Linked DNA regions of Homo sapiens: all the other regions are linked to region 2. The links are chromatin contacts, found by Hi-C in ENCODE. All regions are on one chromosome and are shown on one strand. The core of a region is the stretch at or near the end of the contact, and the rest is flanking DNA. Distances in the headings are between cores, read along the strand shown.

Region 1 (3,769 bases), core at 25-2,524, 440 kb after region 2:
ATATAAACCATAGAATTTCAAAGAAAACCAATAATATTGAAATACAGATATCAAAATGTTAAAATAATTTTTCAATATATGTGCTTCTTTTTAATACCTTAAGTAACACGATCTAGCAGAAGATCAAATAATTACTATACCTATAAGGTAGTGATGAATTCAAGTAATATTTTAAATTACATGCAATAGCTAAAATGTGGTATAAAAATGTCTAAGTTTCTGTCAGTGACAAAGTTGTCTATATAGCTAAAACTACTGTTATTTGAAGCCAAAATTCATAATAAATGACCATGCTGTATTTTGGTTAGATCATGAAATAAAAACGTCATTTTTCCTATCCAAGTTCATGTACTCTCTGAAATTCTTACTAGTCTTCTAGGGGATTTATGGACCTTGATTTTAAAAATCTCTGTATCAGAGTTTTTTACTTCTTTCTCTTTATTCTCTCTAATTCCAAAATTTTACATAATAGACATGCATTGCTTCTATCATGTAAAATAACCAAGGAATTTTAAAATTAAATAAGCAAATGAACAAAGAAAATATAATTCAGGCTTATTAGATCACTGGATGATAAGGCAGTAAGTGCTCTCAGATGCCATATCATTTAACCCGCAGGTTAAATTCCACAAGAGACATGGTATTAATGTAGCCGTTTGGCAAGTGAAGACATTGATGCCAGCGGAGGTTAAGAGACTTGTCCAAGGTCACACAGTCAGCAAATGATGGAACCAGAGTTTGAACCGAGGTGTATCATTCAAACCCAGACTCTTACCTGTTAGATCCACTGAGCCTGGCAATCTACGGCTTACGATGAGTAAACTGAATGTTTTGTTTGTAGAATTGATTTATTTTAGCCACTGTGAAGTAATCTCTTCACATGAATGTTTCTCCTGCTGAAGTACATCTGCCCTTGATTAAATGTTGTCTATGCAATTCATGGACAATCGATGGTACTCTAGGCTCTGAATGAGAAAACTGGAACTTCTGGTTGCCACAAGTCTGCTGATGGCTTAGGCAGGGACATTCTGTCTCCCAGGGGCCCTATCAGTGCTCATGTGGTCACGTAGACACACTTCAACTTGAGCTTCAGGTGGGATGCTTCCCTATAAGCAGTGAACGCGAAAAGCCTTGGCTAAAATGGGATCCACACCGAACACAGAACAGAACTGGGGCTGCACTTCCAGGTGAGAAGCATAGGGTGGGATCAAGAGGTGGCTGAAGGGATGGCAGATTCTCAAGCTGCATTCCTGCAGTCAGGATGTGTCCAAACGGAAGGCTTGGACAGTCAGTGGCCACGTGGGGGCAGCATCGAGCCAGAATGACAGAGGGCACTTCGTCTGGTGAATATCATGTGAGTCCATGTGGAGCCTCCTCTTTGGAAGATGGGGTGCTCTTGTGGGATGAACGTTGGGGAGGGACAATCTCTTTAATAACTCTGAGAGGTACTGCTCTTTTTATGAAGGGGCAGTATAACGTGGTGCTTATAAACGTGGGCTCTGGATAGTTAGCCTATTTGTATTTAAAACCTGCTGTTATTTATTAGATAACTTACTTAAGTTTTCTGTGCCTCAGTTTCTCCATGGGGTTGATATGAGGACTAAATGAATACACATTAGGCACTTTTTCAGTTATCTATTGCTGCGAAACAAACCAAGCCGAAACAACTACGTATTTGCTCACGATTCTGCAATTAGGGCAGGGCTCAGTGGGACAGCAACTCGCTTCCTCATGTGATGTTGGCTGGGCACTTCCAGTAGGGCTGGATGAGCCAAGAGGGCTTCCTCAAATGCATGGCACCTCAGCTAAAGGCTGGCAGGGCCTCTCTCTCCAGCACGAGAGTCAGAATGGTTTTACATGGCATTGTGCCAAACCCCTACTCACCTCAATAGGGAAGTCATCAGGTTCAAGAGGTTGAAAAAGAGACCCAGAGCCAACAAACAAGACATGGGTTTTGACTAGGGGCTTATGTACAGGGGAGAGAATCCAGTGGCAGCGGACTGGACAGTCAAACCACCTTCCTATGGCCCAATGGCAGCAGGCTAGGCAGAAAAGCCACAGCTGCTTGTGAACAGCATGCAATTTATAGAGCATTTTCACTTAACACCCTCCCTGAATGACCTGAACCTGGCAACATTCACTTAACCCAAAACCTGGGGCTTCAATCCCCTGTACAGCCTGTGTTCCATGGGACAGGCTGGGGGCTCGGATGTTTTCTCATAGACAAGGAATGAATGTCTGTGTTGGCCATCCCTGGATTCCCTGTCTCGGAACACACATTCAAGTCCCACACAGGTGCCATACAGGGCCATTCTCAGGGTATGTTTATGTTATTGCTGTCAAGTGTGTTTGCCCTATACATGGTGGCGCAGGACTCCAAGAGAACTAAAGGCCGTTCCCAGCCTCTTACCGCCTTGCCTGGGAGCTGGCACAGCAGTCACTTCTACCATATTCCATAAGTCAAAGCAAGTTACAAAGCCAGCCCAGATTTAAGGAAGAGAGACACAGGCCTCTCCTCTTGATGAGATGAGTGACTTGCACATGCAAGAATGGGAGGAATTATTAGTGGCCATCTTGCAAACCACCTACCACAGGTACTTATAGTAGTGCCTGGCACACAGAAAGTCCTCCATACATGGAAGCCACCTTCACAGCTGAGGAGACTGAGGTGCCTCGGCTACAGAGATTGTTCCCAAGATCACATGTCAGGTAAGGACAGAGCTAGAATTGAAGCCCAGGTCTTTCTGAATTAAAAGCCCATTCTCCTATGGCACCATTGTTGTAAGCTCTGTGCCCTTGGCCAAGTCATTTAACCCCCGAGCCTTGTTTTCCTTGTGTGATGTCAGGTGGATATAGTAAAGACAACCACCAAATAGAATTATGGCACAGACTAAATAAGGAAATGCCCAAGAAAGCATCTTATCACCTATAAAGCATTATGGGAGCATGAATTATTTTGAGATTTTAATTTGAACTTCATTTGTTCAGAATGTGTCTACTGCTGGTAGAATCTGTATTCATGCTTCCTTTCCTTGGCACTAGGGTGGCTGAGGGTGGATGGCAGGAGGGGTCACATGCTTATCCCCACAGGCAATAGCCATTTTCAAGTCTTCAAGAAGCGTCTATTGATGTGAATGTTAATGACAAGCCATTCTCATCTGTGCAGTAAGGAAACTCCCAGGAACCTTGTTACAGGAAAGGAGCCTGGGGATGGGAAGTGCTTTCTTCGGAAGCTTCTGGCACTCTCCCTTTCCCAGGGCCAGTCTGGTTTTCATGGTCTGCCCCTGGTGAGTGTCTCCAGAGCCCCCTTCTCAGTAAGCTGCCTGAGCCCTTCTCCCCCTGGGGGCGGATAGATGGACAGCCTGGAGTGCTGCCTGGTGTACCTGGAATCCCGATTTCTCTAGCTGAGTCTGCCTTAGCCATTCCCCTCACGTGCCTGCTTCGCTCTAGCTGCAGGAACCAGAAGCTGTGCTTTTATTAAATTTGATCCTCATCAGAATTGCATTTGGTGGTTTTCCAAGTTATGACTTTCTAATTAGCTTTTTGTTGAAGCTGTTTTTCATTGCTTTGCTCAGAATCGGTGGTAAAAGAGACTATTTTCTTGATGTTGTGGCCTCCTTTGGTGATTTCTCCACTTAAAAAGAGAAAAAAAAGAGTAAGGATGTGCTTCCTGAGAAATCTGATAACTAATCACAAGCTTTAGACAAACCCTGAGATTCCCAGGTTATCAGCTATTGAGACATCTGCTTCCTGCCTGCGAGAAAACAAG
Region 2 (3,612 bases), core at 1-2,500:
AATGACACGCCTGTACATCCATCCATCCATCATTCATTAAAATTGTGCTGAGCATTTTCCATGTCCCAGTGCTGTGTTAGACACTGGGAGTTCAGAGATGGATCTGACATGGTTCCTATCCTCAAAGGGTTTGGGCTTTTGGGGGCAAGCCAGGGCTGACGTGCCCAAAGGACACAGACACTAAAGCAATAGTAATACATCTACGATTTTATTGTATCATAGCAATATTTTCCATGGAAAACCCAGCACTTTGTTGGATTTCTATTTATTTATTTTATGATTTAGTATTATTTTTATAAAATAAGGAAGTCATAATGTTTTCAGATCGTTTTCAAATTAGCTTCTAAAGGTCTTAATCTGGTTCCACTTGGCAACAGACACATCTAAGGAACCATTACAAAGAACTGTGTTAAGTGCTGGGCTAGAAAAACCCCAGTGTTTACTCGGGGCTGAAGTAGGAGAGCCCCACTGCCCCACTGGAACGCCCCAAGGGAAGGAGCCATCCCTAATGCTTGCTTCATAGACCTTCAAGCTGGACAGGGCTTAAATGCCAGCTCCTCCAGTGCCCTCCACAAAGGGTCGTGGAGGTCAGGGGGGAGGTGCACTTCAAGTGGGAGGCTCTCGCCCACTCCCCCTCTAGCCTGCGCCGTAGAACTCATTTTTTGTTTCATTTGAGGAAACAGAACCTCAGGCGGTAGAGGTGACTTGCCCAAGATCACGCAAATGGAGTGGAAAACATTTAAATAGCTAACATCTATTGATTCCTTTTTATATGTAACGCACGGGCTGAGGGGCTTTACATGCGTTTTCTCATTTAATCCTCCTGATAATTCCATGAAGTAGGTACCCTTATTTTCCTCATTTCACAGATGAGAAAATTGAGGTAAAATAAGAGACTTTCACAAGGTCATTTAGCAATTAAGTAGCCAAGTCCAGATTTGCTCTCAATAGATGGTGGTTGACGTTGGAATAACAGTCTGATCCTGACCCTGGACGCACATCTGGGGCCCGTGGCACCTGGGGCAGGGAGGGGCGCTCGGTCCTGGGCTGGGGCTGGGGGAGCGACCGGCACGGGCGGGCCGGGGGTGGAGCCTCTGGCGAGCTGTTCACAGCGGGCTTCCCAGGAGGTGAGAAAGTCCCGCCCCTAGCCGATGGAGGGCTGGGATTGGTTCTCCGGGACCGATTGACGGCTCAGGGCACGAGCGGGGACCGCAGCGGCGGAGGTGAGGGCGCCAGCAGGAAGTGGGAGAAGAGGCGACCCAAGGCGGGCTGGCGGGCTGGCGGCAGTCGCTACTTGCCTAGTAGCCTCAGCCGCTGTGGGCTCCTGGGGAGATGGAGGGGCCGGGGCTGGGCTCGCAGGTGAGTGCGGCCGGGCGGTGGCTGTCCTGGGGGCCGGGAGAGCGGCTGCAGCTGTGGAGGAAAGGATGGTGTGGGTGAGAGGCCGCTCGATGAGGGGGTTTCGGGAGCGGCGGGGCCTAGGTCTGGGAAGCGGGAGCCTGGAAACACCACGAACGATGCTGGAAATTGTCTCTGAGGCGACTGGGAAGAAAAGGCGAGGACTGAGGGGTGAGGGCCCGAGCCGGCCCCTCCAGCCTCCATCCCTGGCCAGGGCGCCCCCTGGGGCCGGTACCCGGAGCCCGGCGGGGACCTCTGTGGGCCTGGGGAGGGGACGATGGCCCTTCCCGGGAGAGGTGTCAGGTGACACACCTGATTCGGACCCGCCCGTCTTGACGTTGGCCCGGAGTCGGAGCGGTTCTGTTGATTTCTTTTTCAGCCCTGGCGTCTTAGCACCCGCCTTCACCCCACCCAGTCCAGTTTTCGCTCCTGTTTCCGCATCCTTGCTTACTCCTTGAAATAATTAAGGCTGCTTGTTTAGGATGGAGGAAAGGGGCGTGGAGAGGGGAGGTACACCACAGCGATCTGCAGAATCTCAAAGGACAATATTCCGTGGAGGAGGTGTTATATAAAAGCCAGACGGAGGTCCAAAGAAGCCAGGCGGGCCAGTCGGAGAAGTTACAGGAGGTAGATGTTGTCTCCAAGAAAACAAGATTTTTGTGCTTTTTGCTTATGGCCCTTTCCTAGTGCCTAGAGTACTGACTAGTATATTGTAGACGTTCACTTAATATTTATTGAATAAATGCAGAATTTCCAGGTTCAGCCAGTTTTAGTGAGTGCATAACCCATGTCAGATGCTTTCATATGCATTATTTTATTCCAGAATTGAAGCATCCTTAAGAAGATATTATCCCCATATACAGATGAGAACGAACACTAAAGCTGTCTTCAGCTGGAATCAGTTAGGCGGTAGATTCTCAGTTTGGGATGATTGGATTACCTGATCTCTAAAAACGTTTTTCCAGTCCCGAGAGTGTTCCTCATGCTTTCCCTTTCCCTTCTTTCAGCACGATCTTGTGTAGGTTTAAGTGAGGGACAAGATGTCTGGGGAAATGTCAAGGTGTTCTTATTGGTTATTCTTGAATTTTAACAGAAAAAAAATAGTTCTCAGGCAGACTGGATTTTACCAAAGGGTGTTGAATCTTCACATGGAAACAGCGCCTCATTCTTTTTCTCAGAGAGGCTCAAAGAAAAGTTGGTAGGAGTAACTATTATGTCTTAATTACTGCCACTCATTTACAGAAGGCTTCAAGTGCTTAAAGTTCACTCTCTCATGCTGAAGGGAAGATTAGCCTTGTCCCAGTTCCATGGCCTATAGAGAGGGAGAGAATGATTTGGTGGTTGAATTTAGTAGGGAAAGGTAGAGAGATCATTGTCGTTGTTAATAATAATTGCTCTTGTTCACTTTTTCAGTAATGTGAAGACCTCACCTATATATACTGCTTTGCAGTTTGCAAAATACTTCCCCATTTTTGATCCTCACTATAATCCTCTGAGGTGGGGAGAAATGATTATTCTGATTTTAGAAATGAGAACAGAGGCTCAGAAAACTGGAATCACTTGCTACAAGTCAAATAGCTGCTAAGTGATAGAGCCAAGACTTCAGTCGTTCATTCAGCAAATGTGTTTTGAATGTCTGCCAGGCACCGTTTTAGGTGCTGTGATAAATTAGTGAACAAAACAGACAAAAACATTACTGCTCTCATTGAATTTGGTTCTTTTGATTCCAAGATCGGTGCTGTTGGATTTTTGCCAGGATTTGCCTATACAATCAGGTCTGCAGTTTCCTTTCTGACCTCATCTTTTTTTTCTTTTTTCAGACAGAGTCTTGCTCTGTTGCCAGGCTGGAGTGCAGTGGCGCGATCTCGGCTCACTGCAATCTCCGCCTCCCGGGTTCATATGATTCCCCTGCCTCAGCCTGCCGAGTAGCTGGAACTATAGGTGCGGACCACCACACCCTGCTAATTTTTTGTATAGTAAGATGGGGTTTCACCATGTTGGCCAGGATGGTCTCGATCTCCTGACCTTGTGATCCGCCCGCCTCGGCCTCCCAAAATGCTGGCATTACAGGCGTGAGCCACCGCTCCCAGCCTGACCTCATCTTTTACTGTCTTGCTTGCCCGGTCATCCCCAGCCACACCAGCCTCAGAGTCTTTCATACTTACTTCTGGAATGCTCTTTCCTTGTGTGCCCACTTGGCTTATTCCCCCACCTCTT
Region 3 (3,631 bases), core at 891-3,390, 320 kb after region 2:
TTTGGCCTGCTTCACTAACACCAGGGAGTTGTTTTTGCAAGTTTCTGGAGCTCTGCACACATCCAGTTAAGAAGATATGATGCCAGTCTCCCCTGCCGTGTGGATCAGTTGACAGTTGAGGGTAGAGAGCATCACTTTTCTTTGTCCCCTCCAATTCATCTACAGATGTCCGTGGAAAGGTCCGCTCCTCAGAGAAGCTCCAGCCTCCTCTGACACAGCCTCTTACCCAGGGAGGGTGTTTCCAGGCTAGCTTTGCCATCTTCCAGTAAGTGCTGCAAGTGTGTCAAGCAGCCCTCTAGAACATGGGCTACTTGCCACCAATTATCTTTAGCCTGAGGCTTTAGCCAAGATTCAGACACAATAGAAAAAAACTCCCTTCATGGCCTGCTAAACCTTTATAATGTAAATCTGCCTTATTTTAGCTTTGTTAAAGGCAAAATAGACAGGCAGGTGGAGGGGCATCTCATCCCTGCCTGGAAGCTGCCCACAGCTAGTTTCCACTGCTGTCCCTCAGCCCTGGTCTGATGGTACCAGGGATAAAGAGTGCATCCCTTCAAGCTGTGCTGAGTTGCTGCTGGTTAAAGCCCGAAGTGGGAATCGGCACAGCAGGCTGTTGCTTCCTGGAGCAAGAAGGTAAGCGAAGGTAAGCAGTCATTCTTCTAGTTCTTTGCTGCGTTTAACGACTGCTGAAGCTGGAAGTGTGACAGGGCACTGCAGTGTACCCATCTTAGTGTGCCGCAGGAGGAGGTCCTGGGGGTGGGCAAGCATGCTATGCTGAGAAATGAGACCAACCACTGAGCACAGAAGCCACAAAAAGACCCTGCCTCCATGGTTTTCAAATTTTATTTCTGTTTCAGAAAATATTGTTCCAAGAAACTCTTACCTGGAATTCTGTTGCACTAGAACAGTTTTTCTGGCCAAAGTGAGGTTGGGGCTGGGTGCTGACCCCATCCTTCTTGGTCTCCTTCCTCTCCTTGTGGTTCTGATAGGGCTGTAAGGAACCTTTGGAATTTACAGAGCAGAGAGTAACAAACAAACAAACAAATGCCTGGTGTCGGAAGATAGAATTTAGATTAAGAGCAAATTTGCAGGACTGGGACCTTCTGTAGAGTCTATCAAGATGAAATATAGTAAGCCAAGATTTGCACATATAGGTGCAAGGTAGAGAGTGCTGGCTTAGCAGCAGCTAGGAAAAACACAGCTTTTGGATTTTGCCATAACACACATCACATTTTCCAACATACATCATAGTGTGATCTGGTTGTCGAAAGTATTGATAAGACTGGGTGCGGTGGCTCATGCCTGTAATCCCAGCACTTTGGGAGGCCAAGGCTGGCCGATCACCTGAGGTCAGGAGTTCGAGACCAGCCTGGCCAACAGGATGAAACCCTGTCTGTATTAAAAATACAAAAATTAGCTGTGTGTGGTGGCACAGGCCTGTAATCCCAGCTACTTGGGAAGCTGAGGCAAGAGAATCACTTGAACCCGGGAAGTGGATGTTGCAGTGAGCTGAGATTGCACCACTGCACTCCAGCCTGGGCAACAAGAGCAAAACTCCGACCAAAAAAAAAAAAAAAAAGCATTGATAAGCTTGAATTCACATTCTGTGAATGTGATGAAAACCCAGAATCCTTCTGTAGAAATTGCCACTTTCCTCTCCTGTGGCCCACCCCTGTCATCATTGTTAATTGATGTTTATTGATTAGGGGAGAGCATTTGAACTAACCCATAGGCTGATCAGCAGCTGCTAGGACAAACTGCAGCTAAAACATTTCATGACTGAGTTGGTGGTGATTAAGGGAAAAGATCATATTCTCTCCCTGTGGAAGTGTTGAATTTAAGTCATAGAGAGTATGTTGGGAAAAAAACCACAAATGGCACACTCACAAGAAGGCAGGCAGAAGCCAAAAGGCGTCATGGACAGTGAGGAGGTGAAAGCCAGGATGAAGCAGCCACTGAGAAGACATGGAGCATGGAGAGCGAGGCAGTGGGGGAGTGGGTGGTATGGAGAGCAGCAGAAGTCAACCAGGAAGGAGCTGGGGCCCCCAAGGTACAGCTAGGGTGTCCCTGTAGTGGAGACTGCACTGAATTCTAGATTTCCCTGCAGGTTTCAAAGCATGTTCCAGTACTAATCCATTCCAGGGTTTCTGTGAGGCCCAGGTTCTTGTGTTCTTTACCCTCATTTGAATCTCCCCAATAACTCTTACCGCAGCTGAGGAGAGCTGCTGCTGTCCTCTGAGGCAATTCTTACTTTTCAAAATGCCTCAAACCCAAACACAAGAGTCCAGCTCACCCAGAACCACAGTGTCCTGAAGGCACTGATGTTAACCCCATTCCTTTCCATATTGCTCAAACTGTGGCCAGCTCCTGTCACTTCAGTTTTCACTGGACATTGACAAGCTGGAGTATGTTCTGAGGAAGAGTCCTGGGAGTTATGCTGTATAGAGGACTTTGGGGCAGAGACAAGGAAAAGATAAGAGTTCAGACTTCAATTCTGTCTTCAAATGCCTGAAGGGTCAATATGTAGAGATGGCACTATATTTTGAGAGGATGCCTCTAAAGGGCAGATACAGGACTGAAAAATGGAATGTTTGTGGAGGTCAGTTTCAGCTTTCTAACTGGAAGTACTCTTTAACACTAGAATGTGTTACTTCATTAAGTGGTGAGCTCCCCATCAAAGAGGGCAAGCAGAACAGGATGCTCTACCTGGAATTCTCTAGAGGAAATTTCTGCATTTGATGGGGCACCAACAAGGTAAAGCCCAAGGTGCCCCGCAAGCATGAGATCCTTGGCTTTATTTTGTGCCTTTTAATAGCAAACAGATATCTGGTCCTGCTGACCTGCCTAAAAGGAGGAAATGAAACTTGTTGACTATTGCTTTTTAGGACTGAATTTGGAAGGAGGCAAAAACAAATCTATTTTCAGAGCAGCAAATGCCAGCACAATTTACATCAAAACCCCCATCTGCTCAACTGAAAGGCGGTGGTATGGACCAAGCATTTTGTGAGCCAGCAACAGGCTTGCTTGTTGAAGAATGTTAGCTCCATGGGGAGTCTCTGATTAGGCCCCTGAAGCTAACTGGGGCCTTTATATTAACTTCTTGCAGTTGTGACCACTGTTGGCAAATTGTATTTCCCCCAATTCAAAGGCAGATCATTGCTTTTCAAAAGATCTCACATCCAATTGAATGTTTAAAGTATTATATGCACAAATAAAATCTGTATTAGAGAAAAGTCTCAAAAAATAGAAATGTATTAGAGTAAATAATGCTGGCTGCTGTAAGAGATGAGCCTCAAAATCGCAATGGCTTAACACTTCAGCATCTGGCCAATAGGCAAAGGAAGAGAGAGCAAGAAGTATCATGCAGGAAGTGTAGGTGCCAGGCTTGGAAGTAATGACTATTTTGCACACACTCCATTGGTGCAAACAAATCACATGGCCTCTGTTGGATGAAAGGAGAGTGGAAAATGAGCCAAAAAAAAAAAAGAGGAGAACATGGATATTGGTGAACACCAGCAGTCTGTTATAAGAAACAGAAGATGTGGTTTTCCATGTGTCTCAAGAGATGGATACTACAAATTTATCCATGAAATTGGACCAAGGCATCAGATTTTACACACAGTAGATGCTC

The links. Hi-C counts contacts between places; a loop is a spot of excess contacts on that map. Pooled maps may share reads with other maps.
Region 1: a pooled map shows a loop between it and region 2 (2.3-fold over the local background). The contact joins the enhancer-like site here to the promoter of ZDHHC13 in region 2. A Hi-C loop is called at or near these places in 1 of 37 single-sample maps with no recorded cell type and 4 of 50 pooled maps.
Region 3: a loop to region 2 is called in a map of OCI-LY7, with 4 times the contacts of the local background. The contact joins the enhancer-like site here to the promoter of ZDHHC13 in region 2. A Hi-C loop is called at or near these places in 2 of 168 maps with a recorded cell type or tissue (GM12878 and OCI-LY7), 7 of 37 single-sample maps with no recorded cell type and 13 of 50 pooled maps.

The regions. Positions count from the first base shown.
Region 1 is chr11:19,556,562-19,560,330 of GRCh38, forward strand. It overlaps a transcript of NAV2 not described here. Among named protein-coding and RNA genes, the nearest start is that of MIR4486, 17 kb to the right of the region's middle. Within about 2 kb of position 1,275, at least 2 of the 41 ENCODE cell types and tissues checked have a DNase peak (open chromatin) inside an H3K27ac peak, as active enhancers do.
Region 2 is chr11:19,115,918-19,119,529 of GRCh38, forward strand. It overlaps ZDHHC13 (zDHHC palmitoyltransferase 13), which reads left to right and starts at 1,251. Exons shown (of 17, transcript NM_019028.3): 1 at 1,251-1,359. The coding sequence starts at 1,333. RefSeq lists silencers at 981-1,220, 1,271-1,350, 1,441-1,670.
Region 3 is chr11:19,430,636-19,434,266 of GRCh38, forward strand. It overlaps a transcript of NAV2 not described here. Among named protein-coding and RNA genes, the nearest start is that of NAV2-AS5, 75 kb to the right of the region's middle. RefSeq lists a silencer at 1,753-1,953. Within about 2 kb of position 2,141, at least 5 of the 41 ENCODE cell types and tissues checked have a DNase peak (open chromatin) inside an H3K27ac peak, as active enhancers do; they include GM12878 and OCI-LY7, where a contact is called at or near this core.